Linked DNA regions of Homo sapiens: regions 2, 3 and 4 are each linked to region 1. Evidence: chromatin contacts called from ENCODE Hi-C data. All regions are on one chromosome and are shown on one strand. The core of a region is the stretch at or near the end of the contact, and the rest is flanking DNA. Distances in the headings are between cores, read along the strand shown. Region 1 overlaps USP7 (ubiquitin specific peptidase 7). Region 2 has its middle 88 kb from the start of ATF7IP2. Region 3 overlaps GRIN2A (glutamate ionotropic receptor NMDA type subunit 2A). Region 4 holds the start of ATF7IP2 (activating transcription factor 7 interacting protein 2).

Region 1 (3,563 bases), core at 16-2,515:
GGCACGATCTCAGCTCACTGCAACCTCTGCCTCCTGGGTTCAAGTGATTCTCTGGCCTCAGCCTCCCGAGCAGCTGGGACTGCAGGTGTCTACCACCATGCCCGGCTAATTTTTGCGTTTTCAGTAGAGACAAGGTTTCACCATGCTGGCCAAGCTGGTCTTGAACTCCTGACCTCAAGTGATCCACCGATCTCAAGCCTCCCAAAGTGCTGGGATTACAGGTGTGAGCCACCGCATCCGGCCCAGGTGCTATAGGTTTTATCGCATTTGCTTTAACTGTGAAGGTGGTTTCAGAGTTAAGACTTTAAACTACTCACAATTTCCATCCCTGGCACCATAAACATTTGCCTCACAGCAAATGAGTGATGTTATGTATGACGCCAAATGTCCTTGCCGTCTGGTGAAAGAGAAGCTGGGTCAGGGCCTCCATCAGGAAGCGATGGTGTCTAGACGTGGCTTCTCGCCCTGTCAAGGCACCCACGTTGCAGGGGACTCTGCCAGGTCCCATAGTGTCTCCCTTGGGCTTTGCTCACAGCACGAGCCACCGCGCCTGGCTGCTCTTCTCATTTTGAAACAAGACTGCTTCAGCTCGCTGCTCTTGTGTGTGAGGGCGTGGGAAGGGCCACTGTGACCGCAGGCCCTTGCTGTCACGCAGTGGTTTTCAGGGCTCCCCGCTGTGAAGACTCCGAATGCTGTCAACAGATGGCATCCACACCCCACAGAGGGAGAGGACACAATAGTCCCAGGGGTTACAGTGAGGCCGGAGAAGGGGAGTTCATTTTTCTTTCTTTAAAATTTCAGCTTGTCTCCCCAGAACCAGTTTAACAAACTCAAACTCCTGACACTGTAACTGCGAGTGAGTGGAAAAGGGAACGCGGCAGATGACGGAAACATTACAACACGTTCTTTGGAAAAAGAGTCATTTAATACCTTAAGGGAGAGTAGGAACTTTCAGTTACCTAAGACTACAGCCAACCCCCAGCCCAGAACAAAAACAAGACACCTTAATGTTTGTTCAAAGACAAACCCACAGCGAACGGCTCTCGCACCCCTGCTCTAACTCCTCTTTCTGGGGGAGGAAGGAGGGAAGGGCCAGGTCCGCGGGGACCCTCACTCCCTGCTTTCTATCACACGGGTCACAAGGCAGCTCTCAGAGCAGAAGGCACACACACTGCAGTGGAAGTTGAGAAAGGAAGTCACTCCAAGGTACACACTGGCCCAAAGACCAGGAAACCGTGCCACGGAGCTGGAAGGCAAGGCCGATGGGACGGTGCAAGGACCACGCCCACGATAGCGCCTGCCGCCCCGAAGGGCCTCGTGACACATCAGGTCACATCTCCAGTCACCTTATTTGTACACAGTTCTCTCCTGGAAAACCTTTCATTTCTTAAGAGTAAATGTGACTAGTTAGAGGCTAAAAAAAAAAAAAAAAAAAAAAAGAAACAAGAGACCCTGCCCCCGCAAAACGGAATTAGAAGGAAAAGTACATCTCAGTGAAACCTTGTTACAAATGCCAAGGTTTCCCAGGCCTGTTTCCAGGGAGAGTAGAAATCTTCCTCCACTTCCACGTAACTCACTGAATTATAATTTTTATAGAAAATTTTATTCAACATACAACATTTTCCAGCAAAAAGGCAATATACAGGAAGAGTTGGTGTACACTGCTCCCACAGAAACAACCCAAAAAATACCGGAAAAGGATGAAAAATAAGAGTGATTTGCTGATTCTATTTTACTGCACTCAAAACTAGACACGCAGCTGGCATTAGCTCCAAAATAAAAGGAAACGGGGCTGGGACCGAAATAAAACTACACACAATGAATATCAACATCAGTGAAATTCACTTGCAGACTCACCCAACAAAAAGGAACCTCCTCCCAGTGGCAAATTGTACATGTTCATTCATTAAATATACAATTCATTTTTCCTTTTTTTTTCATTTTTAACTTTTTTACAAAGTCGACAGCTTACTAACCACTAGTGAGCATGCCCTCTTGCTAAAAGGCTTTCTTGTCGTCTGTTCCACTTTAACGAAATTCTATTTATAATCCTTTCACCTGCTCGTATGAACTGTTGAGATCGTAAGTCTGCCAAGGCAGCAGAGTAAACCTTAATTGAATTTAACAATGTTCTTGATTTAATAAAAAGACCCCCACAATGTCTGTCCGGACTGTATTCAGTGCATCCACTTTGCAAAGGGGCTGCAGACAGTAGTGGCTGACGAGGTGAGACAAGTTTATTAAAAAGCCCCCAGGCAGCTGGAGGAGGAGAACCCGAGGAAGGGCCGACAATGCACACAATGAAGGGAAGAGCGCTATTTATTAGGTTGTGAGTTTCTCTGTTTTGCCTTAACAGATGCACAAAAGGTCATTGAAAGTATAACTGAAGGAAATAGGTCAGACGAGCCTAAACACAAGACTTGCTAGCTGCAGGGCTGGTGCACGGGACCCCAGGAAGGCAGCCGAGCCACTCGTGCCCACTAGGGACAGCCCAGAGACCTTGAGCCAGGGACCCCCGATCCACTAACCTCTTCTCCCCCATTGCGCTGACAGTTGCCTTGCACTGTGGTTACCATAAAATAACTCTCATTGGCATCCAAGCTTTATAAAAACATCTTCATTTTGCTCAAAAAGGGCAGTCAATAGATACAGAGAAGCCAAACTGAACAGCCTCAATAAAATAAAATTAACACCAGCAGCGAATCCTCTTGCTGAAGACTTCGGCTAGAGGGCACGTGCACCAAAGTTCTAGGCTGTTAAGGGGCCACCCACACACCGTCCTCGCCTTGAACACACCAGCTTGGAAATCAGTTATGGATTTTAATGGCCTTTTCAAGGTAAGTGTAGCGACTCCTCTTTGGGGCTTTGTTGAAGTGGTCGAGCCCTAGCCAAGGCCGAGGATGAGACATATTACCTGGTGGGGATGAAGAAAAGCAAGTGAGGCCACAGAGCAGCCCTGGAACCCCTCAGCGGGGTGGTGGCCAGTGAGGCATGCATCCCTGTGGCTCCCCAAGGGGTAAGTTCGCAGGGAAGCCAGGACCTGAGCTACACGCCCACCTGGAGCTAAGGAGGCCCACACCCTGACTGCGCCTCAGAGCCACTGCCCTCACAACCCTGAGTCTCAATCACCCTGCACACATATCCAAGCTTCTCTCCTTGAAGATCTCACAGGTTACAAAGGATGTAAGGACCTGTTAAGAACTCGTAGGTTATGGAATGCTATTGCTCCTGGTTCCACAGGTCGGCCAGTGGAGAGAGAGGAGCTGGCACTTGACCCTGGGGCTGCCCCTCCCAGCCCCAGACCACTTGTTTCTTAGTCTGAAACCCACACCAGCCCCCGGGGGGGGGAGAACCCTTACCGGGCTGTGGCTCAAAGTCTTTCAAATTTACTTCATACTCGTCTTCATTTATGTACTGGTGTCGGCCCATCATTACAATTGCAAATTTAAACTAAAAGAAAAAAAATTAAAACTCCTCCGTTATTTCTGTATATCAGCAAAACTCACATCTCTGGCAAAAAAGCCTAGGCCGCTACGCTAGGCAAGGCTTGAGCCTATGGCCCG
Region 2 (3,578 bases), core at 38-2,537, 1.4 Mb after region 1:
GAGAATCTCATTCCTATCCAGCTGGCACTGACTATGTGGGAGTTTGACATTATGTTTAGGGGCTAAAGTTTTTTTATTCCAATAGATCATGTACGAGTTAAGGGATATTATCCATTCGAATAAAACCTTCGCCCTCTGAAAGTTCCCTGAAAATCAACTGACAAAATGTAAATGATAGAAGAAAAGGCATACACGTTTATTAGCATGTGCTGGGGAGGATCGCAGAGTGATGGCCTAATATCCCAAAGGGATACAGATTCTTCTATATCCGACTTCTTAGGGGAGAGGATCATGGAAAAGTGTGAATGATTTTAGGAGAATAGCAAAGGATTTTTATTTTTATTATCATTATTATTTTGAGACAGAGTTTTGCTCTTGTCGCCCAGGCTGGAGTGCACTGGCGCAATCTCCACCTACTACAACCTCCGCCTCCTGGGTTCAAGCAATTCTCCTGCCTCAGCCTCCCGAATAGCTGAGATTACAGGTGCCCACCACCATGCCCAGCTAATTTTTGTATTTTTAGTAGAGACGGGGTTATGCCGTGTTGGGCAGGCTGGTCTCCAACTCCTGACCTCAGGTGATCCACCCGCCTCGGCCTCCCAAAGTGCTGGGATTACAGGCGTGAGCCACAGCTCCCAGCCACAAAGGATTTTTAGGGGAATTCAATGGGCTTAGAGAACACACAGTGGCTCAGAACAAAGTCTGTTGGGTCTGCAGAGCAGAAAATGATTTGTGACAAGTCTGTTCAGGTGTGTTGGCAGACTTCAGTCAGTCTTCCTGCGATGTGAGTTCAGCTAATGAAAACTCAGGGACCGGGGTCATTGTTTTCTTCTTTTTCAGGTCCGGGCTTTAGGTAGATAAGGGAACTTCAGAGAACAACTTCATCCTGTGTTTTGGGAGACACGGAGGACTGAGCGATGAGAAGTAGGTGGGTGAGGTCAGAGAGACCTTAGGTCTTCCTCAGTTCGGCCCATCAGAGTGCCCTATTTTGGGGTATCGGTTTCTGACTCCCAACAATGGTGAAAAAATTGGGCTTGAAGTGGACTGGAAAGTTAGTAAAATTTCTTTAACTGTAGCAGGAGGAGTCATAGACACAACCTCTCAGACACCGGATTGTGGAAGGAAAGAGCTTTATTCTTCTGGGAGCATCGGCAGACTCAAGTCCTAGAAACTGAGCTCCCTGAATAAGTAATTCCTGTCCCTTTTAAGGGCTCACACCTCTAAAGGGACTGCATGAAGAGGGGGTCGTGACCGATTGGGCAAGCGAGGGGTAGGTGACTGACGGCTGCATGCACCAGTAATCACAACGAAACAGAACAGAACAGGGAGTTTCACAACGCTTCCTCATACAGTGTCTAGAATCTATAGATAACTCAAGCAGTGAGGTCAGGGGTTGAATTTTAACTACCAGGCCCGAAATGTGACGCTGGGCTGTCTGACTATGAATTTCACTTCTGCTTATTCTTTTAACTTCTACCTTTTCAGCAAACAAGAAATTAAGTATAAGACAACATGAGGAGTGGTCTCCTTTCTCATGACCACCTCCGCTAGTTCAGAGAAAGGCGCCCACAGTGACTGGGTGACCAAGATATAGTTGCCTCAGACATTTGCATTTCAAAGGGGATAAATCCAAGACCTTTGAAAAAAATGTTTCTGGGTTGTAAATCTGGCAAGAGGCTTACTTGCCTCTGAAGAGATTTATAGACACACCAAAAGATTAAAGTAAGAATTTACGACCACTAGGTTTCTCTCAGGAATACTCTAAGAGGAGGAGGATATGGTCTCTTTTCTTTTGTGGTAACAGGGGAAATTCTTTTTTTTGTTTTTTCTTTTTTCTTTTTTTTTTTCTTCAATTGGTGATACTCAATTGTCCCAAAACTCTTAGAGTGATTAGAACAGAAAAAGTTAAATATATCATTGATTTATTTTTTCGGTCTATTTTTTTCAAAATGCCATTATAAGGGTAACACAATTTTATTGTGAGGAAACTGGGGAAGTAAAGAAAATCATGAGGAAACTCAAAGCCAGCTTTTGAAGTTCATTCTAAAAGGATGAACTCAATTTGGGTCTGCTTGGTAATTATGTAAATGTCCTGTTATAATTGATAATTAACTATTTTGTGTTTTGCATCATCAAAGCCAGCTCGGTATAGTTGAATAAAAGGTACACCAAATGAAATCTCATATCTAGACTAATTTCAAGAGAACCAAAGGAAATTATTATAATTATCATGAACTTTCTAATCACTAGAACAGCATAAAACCTTTCTTTATGTAGCAAAGTACCAATGAGTGGCAGGTGCAAGATAGAGGCTGTCACAAAAGAAAGGGCAGCCTAAGAATGAGAAGTTATAGCTTCTCTTTTCTATTTCTCCTCCCAGAGGTTGAGTTCTGCATGCCCTCCGTCCCCACAATTCTACTTGACATTGCCACTGCCTTCCTCTAACCTGTCTCTGTTTCTTCCTTACATTGCTGGTGGAATGACCATTCCGTCTGACATATCAGATTATTCACTATTTCTTCCTTCTCTGTTACTCATTTGTTGAACAAGTTTACTGAGCATCTATGTGCCAGCCACTAGCCAAAATGCTGTGGCAAGACCTGGCACAGTGGTTCATGCCTATAATCCCAGCATTTTGGAAAGCTGAGGCATGGCCAATTGCTTGAGACCAAGAGTTCACAACCAGTCTGGGCAACATGGCGAAACTCTGTCTCTACAAAAAAATAAACCAGCAAACAAAAAAAGTTAGCCAGGAGTGGTGGCACACACCTGTGGTCCCAGCTACTTGAGAGGCTGGGGTGGGAGGATCACCTGAGACTGGGAGGTCGAGGCTGCAGTGAGCTGAGATCGCACCAGTGCACTCCAGCCTGGGTGACAGAGAAAGACCCTATCTCAAAAACAAAACAAAACAAAGTGCTGGGGCTATAACCATGAAAGTGATAGGAGAGAGCGCTGGTAACAGTACTCTCTTCTTCATTCTCTTCCTCCTGGCCTATCTCCTTCTTCCTCCTTTCCCTAGTTTCACTACTTGGGGCTCCAATATGAAGACCTTTTTGGATGTATTGCATCTTCGTATCTCCAGGGCCCAGCACAATGGCTGTATTTTCGTACATGCTTCTCCAGCATGTATGAAATGAATGAATTCTCTATTGAAATTATTGGCCAGGCGCAGTGGCTCACGCCTGTAATCCCAGCACTTTGGGAGGCCGAGGCAGGCAGATCACCTGAGGTCAGGAGTTCAAGAACAGCCTGGCCATCATGATGAAACCCCATCTCTACTAAAAATACAAAAAAAGTTAGCTGGGTATGGTGGCAGGCACCTGTAATCCCAGCTATTCTGGAGGCTGAGGCAGAAGAATCGCTTATACCTGGGAGGCAGAGGTTGCAGTAAGCCGAGATCGTACCATTGCACTCCAGCCTGGGCAACAAGAGCAAAACTCCATCTCAAAAAAAAAATAAAGAAAGAAAGAAAAATTATTTATTCAGAGTCTGGGTGCTAGAGCTGTTACAGAAGGAATTAAAACACTACTTGGAATCTTTCCATTTTTATCTACATTGTTTTTTCTGCTTATTAAAAT
Region 3 (3,154 bases), core at 63-2,562, 1.0 Mb after region 1:
GTTCTCTACTGTAAGCAAAGGAGACTAATTCTACTACAATTTCCGGATGGCAGTCCTTTAAAACTCTGAAGCCAGTTCTTGGGTCACTCCTTATGAGTCTCCTCTAGGGAAACATTTCTCATAAGACACATAGTAGATATGGGTGCTCTATTTCATTCAAAAATATACATATAGAGTCTTCACTCTTTTTCTCCAGACAGGATCTTGAATTTGCAGAATGAGATTCTATTCCAGGGACCTTTATGTAAAGATTTATAGACATTTGCTACAACGCATTGTGCAACCTTGTATTTTAGGTCAAATAAGTAATTGAAACAAGTTTCTTTATGTTTCCCCTCTATATAGAAATAATTAATAATAATATTAAATTGAGGGTCCAACATCGGCTAGGCACAGTGCTGGGTGTTTAACATAAGTTATCGCATTTTATACTTCAGCAGCTCTGGAACTAAGCAGCTAATGCATTCAATTGAGAGAGTGTTTGCATGTTTCGGAAATTGGGCCTTGTATCCTGGAAAAGAGCTATATTCTACGCTTCATTTACACTTCACTCATCAAAACACTCTTTGGTAAGAGCTATTTGATGTTCTAGGTCCAACTTTTTTTTTAGCTTTTGCCTTTGAGAGGTCATGTTTTGCATTCTTTGACTCAATCCTCAAGGCTCTGAGCCTGCTTAAAATGTAGAAGGCAGATAACGTTTGGGCTTGAAGTTTGAAATAACATTTTTTTTTCCATTTCTCCTTTGGGAGGGATATTGTATTTCACCCACAGGGGTTCTTTTTACTTGTTGCTGATTTTCAAAAGAAAAAAAGAAAAGAACAAAATTACAAAATCCATTACGTGAAGGCATTAGAACTGAGTGTGAAAAACAATTTAGAATAGAGGCTCCCAAGAATGTTTGATTTGGAGAGAACTAGAAAATCATTCTTGGTTAAAAAAAAAAAAAAGATGCAGTTCCAGTATTAGAATAAAATCAGACACTAATTTCTTCCAGCTAAAGTACAGCCAAGAGTCAAAATGCCAAGTCATCATTTAAAAAAACGGCAAATCTTAGTATTTCTTTCCTGGACAAAAACACCTAGGAAGACAATAAAACTTTACAGAACTGCCAGTTTTCAACATGCTGGCAGCAAAACCCAGCAGATGCACCAACAAGAAAGGCAGACCTAAACCAGCCTAGCAGGGGCATCATTTGGCAAAGGGACAGCCTGCCACCATACTGGTTTCTATTTCAGATAACAAAATTGTCCAATAGTGTCTAATAGAGTTAACTCAACCAGCTGTGTGGCTGACAGGCCTGCACCTGCTTTCAGTATCAGTTCTGGCTTCTGAACAGCACAGGCTATTCCAGTTCTTCTCACCGTGTTAAACCACAGAAAATTTCCCAATGCACAAGTTCTGAAACTATCTTCAACGCATACGCATTTGTTTTGCTGTGGCTCAGAAGTTAGGCTTATTGAAGATGGAAAGATGGTCCCAGAGAGAACAAAGTGGGAACGTAAGGGGCTCCCAGACCCAAAGCTGAGGAAGACGACAGTGAATTGAAACTTGCCATTAAGGCTATAACAGCTTAATCACCTGGATATGATAGCAGCAGTTAGACAAGCCACAAAGAGACTCAACTGAAAGCTGAAGCATTGTGCTACAAGACAGCTAAGGGGCAGAAGAGCCAACAGCAACATTCCCCACATGTGGGAAGGGGCATATGTTTCCATTTATTTACAGCCTATTGATTATGCAGCTTTTTTTTTTTTTTTTTTTTTTTTTTTTTTTTTTTTTTTTTTTTTTAATGAGACGGAATCTCACTCTTTCATCCAGGCTGGAGTGCAGTGGCGCGATCTCGTCTCACTGCAAGCTCCGCCTCCCGGGTTCACGCCATTCTCCTGCCTCAGCCTCCCTAGTAGCTGGGACTACAGGCAACTGCCACTGCACCCGGCTAATTTTTTGTATTTTTAGTAGAGATGGGGTTTCACCATGTTAGCTAGGATGGTCTTGATCTCCTGACCTCATGATCCGCCCGCCTCAGCCTCCGAAAGTGCTGGGATTACAGGCGTGAGCCACCACTCCCGGCCAACTATACAGAATTCTTAATAAGGCAAGCTGAAGCTGACGGCAATTTACAAGTCAGGGAAATAAGAATCAACTGGTCAAGGAACACATCAAAACTGGGAGGACTTGAATCAAGTCCACCACCCTTAATAATAGCCACCTTCCTTAAGAACAGCACAGACCTACACAACTATCCAAATGTTCTAATAAAGGTAGAAAATACATACAAACAAGTATTTTTCTGTGAAAGCAGCTTTATGGTAAGATTATTTATCAAGGCCATTGCCCCAATTACTTGTTTCTACTTATTTGAACAGAGACAGTGTAATGGAATCCTGCTCCTAAAACTTGTATGTTTTTTTAACCAATGGTAAGAGATGGGACTCACAACTCACAGTTGCTCTGTCCAATGAATTGATGTAATTGATGTCATTGTTATTAATATTAGAAGTACACCATCAATGGAGGTAGTTTAGGTGGTGGTGACAAGCACTGACTCTGGAGTTAAATTATTTGGGTTTGTGAACTGTCTCTGCAACTTGCTACTTATATAAACTAGTTGTTATTTCACCTCTTTGAGCCTCCGTTTTTTCATCTGTTAAATGGAGATACTAATGGCACCTACATGACAGGTTTGTTGTGAGAATTAGATTGATTAATAAATAGAATTTAGCACAGTATGCCAGACACACTCTAGGCACTTGATAAATGCTAATTACTGTAGATGTGATAATACCTTTGGTTGTTGTTAATTAATCAACATCTGTACTTCCTTCCTGGGATTATTGAGAGTGCTGCAACAATTTCTCATCTGCCAATTATTTGCCAACTTTGTCTTCTGGAGTTGGAGGCATAAGAGTTAGGTCAATCTCTTTGTGTAATCTTGGTTATATGATGTCACCTCTGTGAACATTATCTGTAAAATTGGAATAATCCCATGCAACTCAAAGAATTGTTATGAGGATTCAAGATTTTGTATATGAGTCTAAAACACTATATAACATTATTGTAATAATTATTAATTATGTCTAATTAGGAGGGTAATAAAGCAAAATGATCCCATGACCCCACAGATCCTCCCAACAGTCAAAAGCTTCATGACATG
Region 4 (3,417 bases), core at 770-3,269, 1.5 Mb after region 1:
CTCCACCTCTCGGGTTCAGTCGATTCTCCTGCTTCAGCCTCCCGAGTAGCTGGGATTACAGGCACGCGCCACCATGCCCGGCTAATTTTTGTATTTTTAGTAGAGATGGGGTTTCACTATGTTGGCCAGGCTGGTCTCGAACTATTGACCTCATGATCCGGCTGCCTCAGCCTCCCAAAGTGCTGGGATTACAGATGTGAGCCACTGCGCTTGGCCTCTCTCTCTCTCTTTTCTAAGACAGTCTCTTGCTCTATCACCCAGGGTGGAGTGCAGTGACACTATCACAGCTCACTGCAGTCCCTAACTCCTAAGCTTAAGCGATCCTCCCGTCCTCTCAGCCTCCCGTGTAGGTGGAAGGATGCAGCTAACTTTTTATTTTTACTTTTCTAGAAAAGTGGGTATCTCACTTTGTTGCCCAGGTTGGTAGTTAGATTCTCATGTCTGCTTCTGTATTCAATCTGTAGCAATATCACCCGTCGATTTTCCAGAGGCTTCTAGAAAATTCCATGTACTCTCCTGACTCAGAGAATGAAAAAAGCAAAATCATCTTTATATTATTATAAAAATAGTATAATTATAAAAATAGGATTGACATTAAAGATTACCCCTAGATCCCTGGAGCATATTTGGGGAACTGGCTGGTTGGAGTATGTTATTCCATTGATGACCCAACCTAGATTGTCCGGACTTGCCTCATTTTTCTCCTAACTGGAAGTGACAAGGCAGGCAGCTCTAGCCTCATGACAAGCGTGGTGGCTCACGCCTGTAATCCCAGCACTTTGGGAGGCCGAAGCAGGTGGATTACCTGAGGTCGGGAGTTCATGACCAGCCTGATCAACATTGAGAAACCCCGTCTCTACTAAAAATAAAAAAAAAACTTAGCCAGGCACTGTGGCGCATGCCTATAATCCCAGCTACTTGTTGGGGGCAGAGGTAGGAGAAGCGCTTGAACCCGGGAGGCGGAGGTTGTGGTGAGCCGAGATCGCGCCATTGCACTCCAGCCTAGGCAACAAGAGCAAAACTCTGTCAAATAAATAAATAAATTAATTAATGAAAAAGAGGGCATTATGGATCTAATCTACTGTTGTATTTCCTGTATTTTCTACACAGTGGGCATTCAGTGACCACCTGTTGAGTGAGTTCATGGCATCCAAGTGCACAGCCACCTAAGGCATCGGGCCTCATGAAATCACAAGCAGCCAAGGCTGGCAGGTTCCTGGGACAATTTAGCAAACTCAAGGCTATGGTGCGGGTGGGTGCAGTGGCTCATGCCTGTAATCCCAACATATGGGGAGGCAGAGGTGGCGGATCACCTGAGGTCCAGGAGTTCAAGACCAGCCTGGCCAACATAGTGAAACCCCATGTCTATTAAAAGTACAAAAATTAGCCGGGCATGGTGGTGCACACCTGTGGTCCCAGCTACTCGGGAGGCTAAGGCAGGAGAATCGCTTGAACCTGGGAGGTGGGAAATGGGGGTACAGTGAGCTGAGATCACGCCACTGAACTCCAGCCTGGGCGACAAGAGCGAAACTCCGTCTCAAAAAAAAAAAAAAAAAAAAAAGACTACGGTGCTAGGACCAATCTCCTGAGTCACAAAATTTAAGGAGTCGTCCAAAAAAGTAAATAAGATAAATATTTTCAAACAATATTAGAAAATTCAAATCGGAAACTACCGACCGGGTGAGGAGTTGTTTTTGTAAATAAGGTCTTATTCCTAATAAGTTTCGAAAGTCTAAATCTTCACACGAGTCACTCAAAAGAAAGGCCCAGCTCAGGAGCCTGCATCTGCGCTATGGCGGGTAAGCCCCGGTGGCTGACCGGAAGAAGCGCCCACGGAGGCGAACCCCAGGCGCCCCTCAGCCTACTTCCATTTCCCCTCGCGACCCTTCGCCCCGCCCACTCTAGCTGGCTGTGCCTGACTGGCTGGGCTGCCGCATATTCGCGCTGCCATTGGTCCATAATCAGCTGGGGGTGGGCGTAGGGAGACCTACTTCAGCAGGTCCTGGCCGGACCAGCATTGTTAACGGCTGCGGTTCGAAGTGGCTGTGGGTATTGCTGCGGCTGGTGCGTCGTCGCTCTAGGTACGTTGGGGCCGGGCGAGTGTCCTGCGAGAGCGGCGATTGGCGGGGTGGCGGCTCTAGGAGCGTCGGTCGCCTCTCTGAGGGCCGGCCCCGGAGGCCTCGGAGCGCCGGGCCTACCGGACGTTTGCGGCGAAGCTGCCCTGACTGAAAAGCGTCCGCGGGGCCGTCTGACAGGTCCGGGAAGAGGCCCCTGAGGGGCGGACGGGCGCGTCTCCACCGTTTTCGCAGAGGGATACTGGTGAAGCGGGAGTGGTGTGCGGCCTCAGGTCCGGGCGGCACTGGGGTTAGGGACTGCGGAGGGAAGTGGTGCGTGTTTTTTGTCCTGAGGGGTAAGTAAAAGCTCGCTCTTGTCCGGAATGCTTTCAGAAATTAACGGATAAATCTCCACCTCCACCAATTTTAGTGTCCCATTGCCAAATTTTCTTGAGTTGTTTTAATCATCTAATGAAGTCAGGTGCCAGAAGGCAACTGGATCTCGCCTGGCGGCCTTGAAGTTTGTTAAAAAGTAGGGACCAGAGCATCAGGAAAAATACAAAATTCTGAGTAAAATGCTGAAATCCCGTACCTCTGAGCTTGCCGGTGTAAGGATGGTAGGATTTAAGGAAGACGATTTCCTTAAGGTAGAAGTTCGTTTTTATGAATATGTTTTTAAGAAAATTCCATCTTATCGCCCTTCTCTAACCAGTTTTCTCCAAGTTTGGCAAGCAAGTTTGAGAAAGAGAGGACGCAATAATTTTTTTTGCCTTATTTTTGTTAAAACCTTACCGCACTTAAGGAAACGGACTTTCTACCTTTCCGTGTTTCTGTGTTGAAAATGAAGTTTCTAACCACGTGTTCCTTCCTTTACGACACAATGGCTTTTTCTGTTCTGAAGACTTGCATATGGTTAATATGTATGGAAGAAGAGGACAGTTGTACTGAATAGTCCACATTAGAAAAATTATGTCATATTCACTTAAATTGTTATTCTAGATTGCGACTTAATACTGTTTTTATTATGATTTTGTCATATTTATTGTAGCCAGTAAATGACCTGCGACATAACTATTTGCAAAACAAATGGGGAAGACCAAGATAAAGATAAGTTATATCACAGGAAAGCAATTGAAAATGCAAAAATGAAGCATCTGAATGAAGGACTAATAACACTGAATTCAGCTTTTGTGAAGTATGCCTTTCTTCTTAGCTCGTTTATTCTGCAATACGTTTGTAGAAGTGTTGACTCCGATCTTAATCAAATTTACTTCACTCTCAGTCTTATCTGCAGATATGTACAGACCACATCCTAAGATTGACTTCTGCCTCAACAGAAATACATGAGCCAGTGCCTTATTGG

What was found. A loop is a pair of places that touch in the nucleus more often than their neighbours do. Pooled maps may share reads with other maps.
Region 2: a loop to region 1 is called in a map with no recorded cell type, with 19 times the contacts of the local background. The contact joins two enhancer-like sites. A Hi-C loop is called at or near these places in 6 of 37 single-sample maps with no recorded cell type and 3 of 50 pooled maps.
Region 3: a pooled map shows a loop between it and region 1 (12-fold over the local background). The contact joins two enhancer-like sites. A Hi-C loop is called at or near these places in 2 of 37 single-sample maps with no recorded cell type and 4 of 50 pooled maps.
Region 4: a pooled map shows a loop between it and region 1 (4-fold over the local background). The contact joins the promoter of ATF7IP2 here to the enhancer-like site in region 1. A Hi-C loop is called at or near these places in 2 of 37 single-sample maps with no recorded cell type and 2 of 50 pooled maps.

Annotation. Positions count from the first base shown.
Region 1 is chr16:8,891,191-8,894,753 of GRCh38, forward strand. USP7 (ubiquitin specific peptidase 7) reads right to left here. Exons shown (of 31, transcript NM_003470.3): 30 at 3,360-3,450; 31 at 907-2,914. The coding sequence ends at 2,808. Among named protein-coding and RNA genes, the nearest start is that of LITAFD, 11 kb to the left of the region's middle. RefSeq lists enhancers at 308-577, 638-787, 858-917, 968-1,197. Within about 2 kb of position 1,266, at least 11 of the 41 ENCODE cell types and tissues checked have a DNase peak (open chromatin) inside an H3K27ac peak, as active enhancers do.
Region 2 is chr16:10,296,249-10,299,826 of GRCh38, forward strand. No RefSeq gene overlaps it. Among named protein-coding and RNA genes, the nearest start is that of ATF7IP2, 88 kb to the right of the region's middle. RefSeq lists an enhancer at 1,540-1,589. Within about 2 kb of position 1,288, at least 5 of the 41 ENCODE cell types and tissues checked have a DNase peak (open chromatin) inside an H3K27ac peak, as active enhancers do.
Region 3 is chr16:9,913,164-9,916,317 of GRCh38, forward strand. The region is part of intron 3 of GRIN2A (glutamate ionotropic receptor NMDA type subunit 2A); the gene reads right to left. Among named protein-coding and RNA genes, the nearest start is that of GRIN2A, 270 kb to the right of the region's middle. Within about 2 kb of position 1,313, at least 3 of the 41 ENCODE cell types and tissues checked have a DNase peak (open chromatin) inside an H3K27ac peak, as active enhancers do.
Region 4 is chr16:10,384,042-10,387,458 of GRCh38, forward strand. It overlaps ATF7IP2 (activating transcription factor 7 interacting protein 2), which reads left to right and starts at 2,020. Exons shown (of 14, transcript NM_001393719.1): 1 at 2,020-2,081. RefSeq lists a silencer at 1,759-1,898.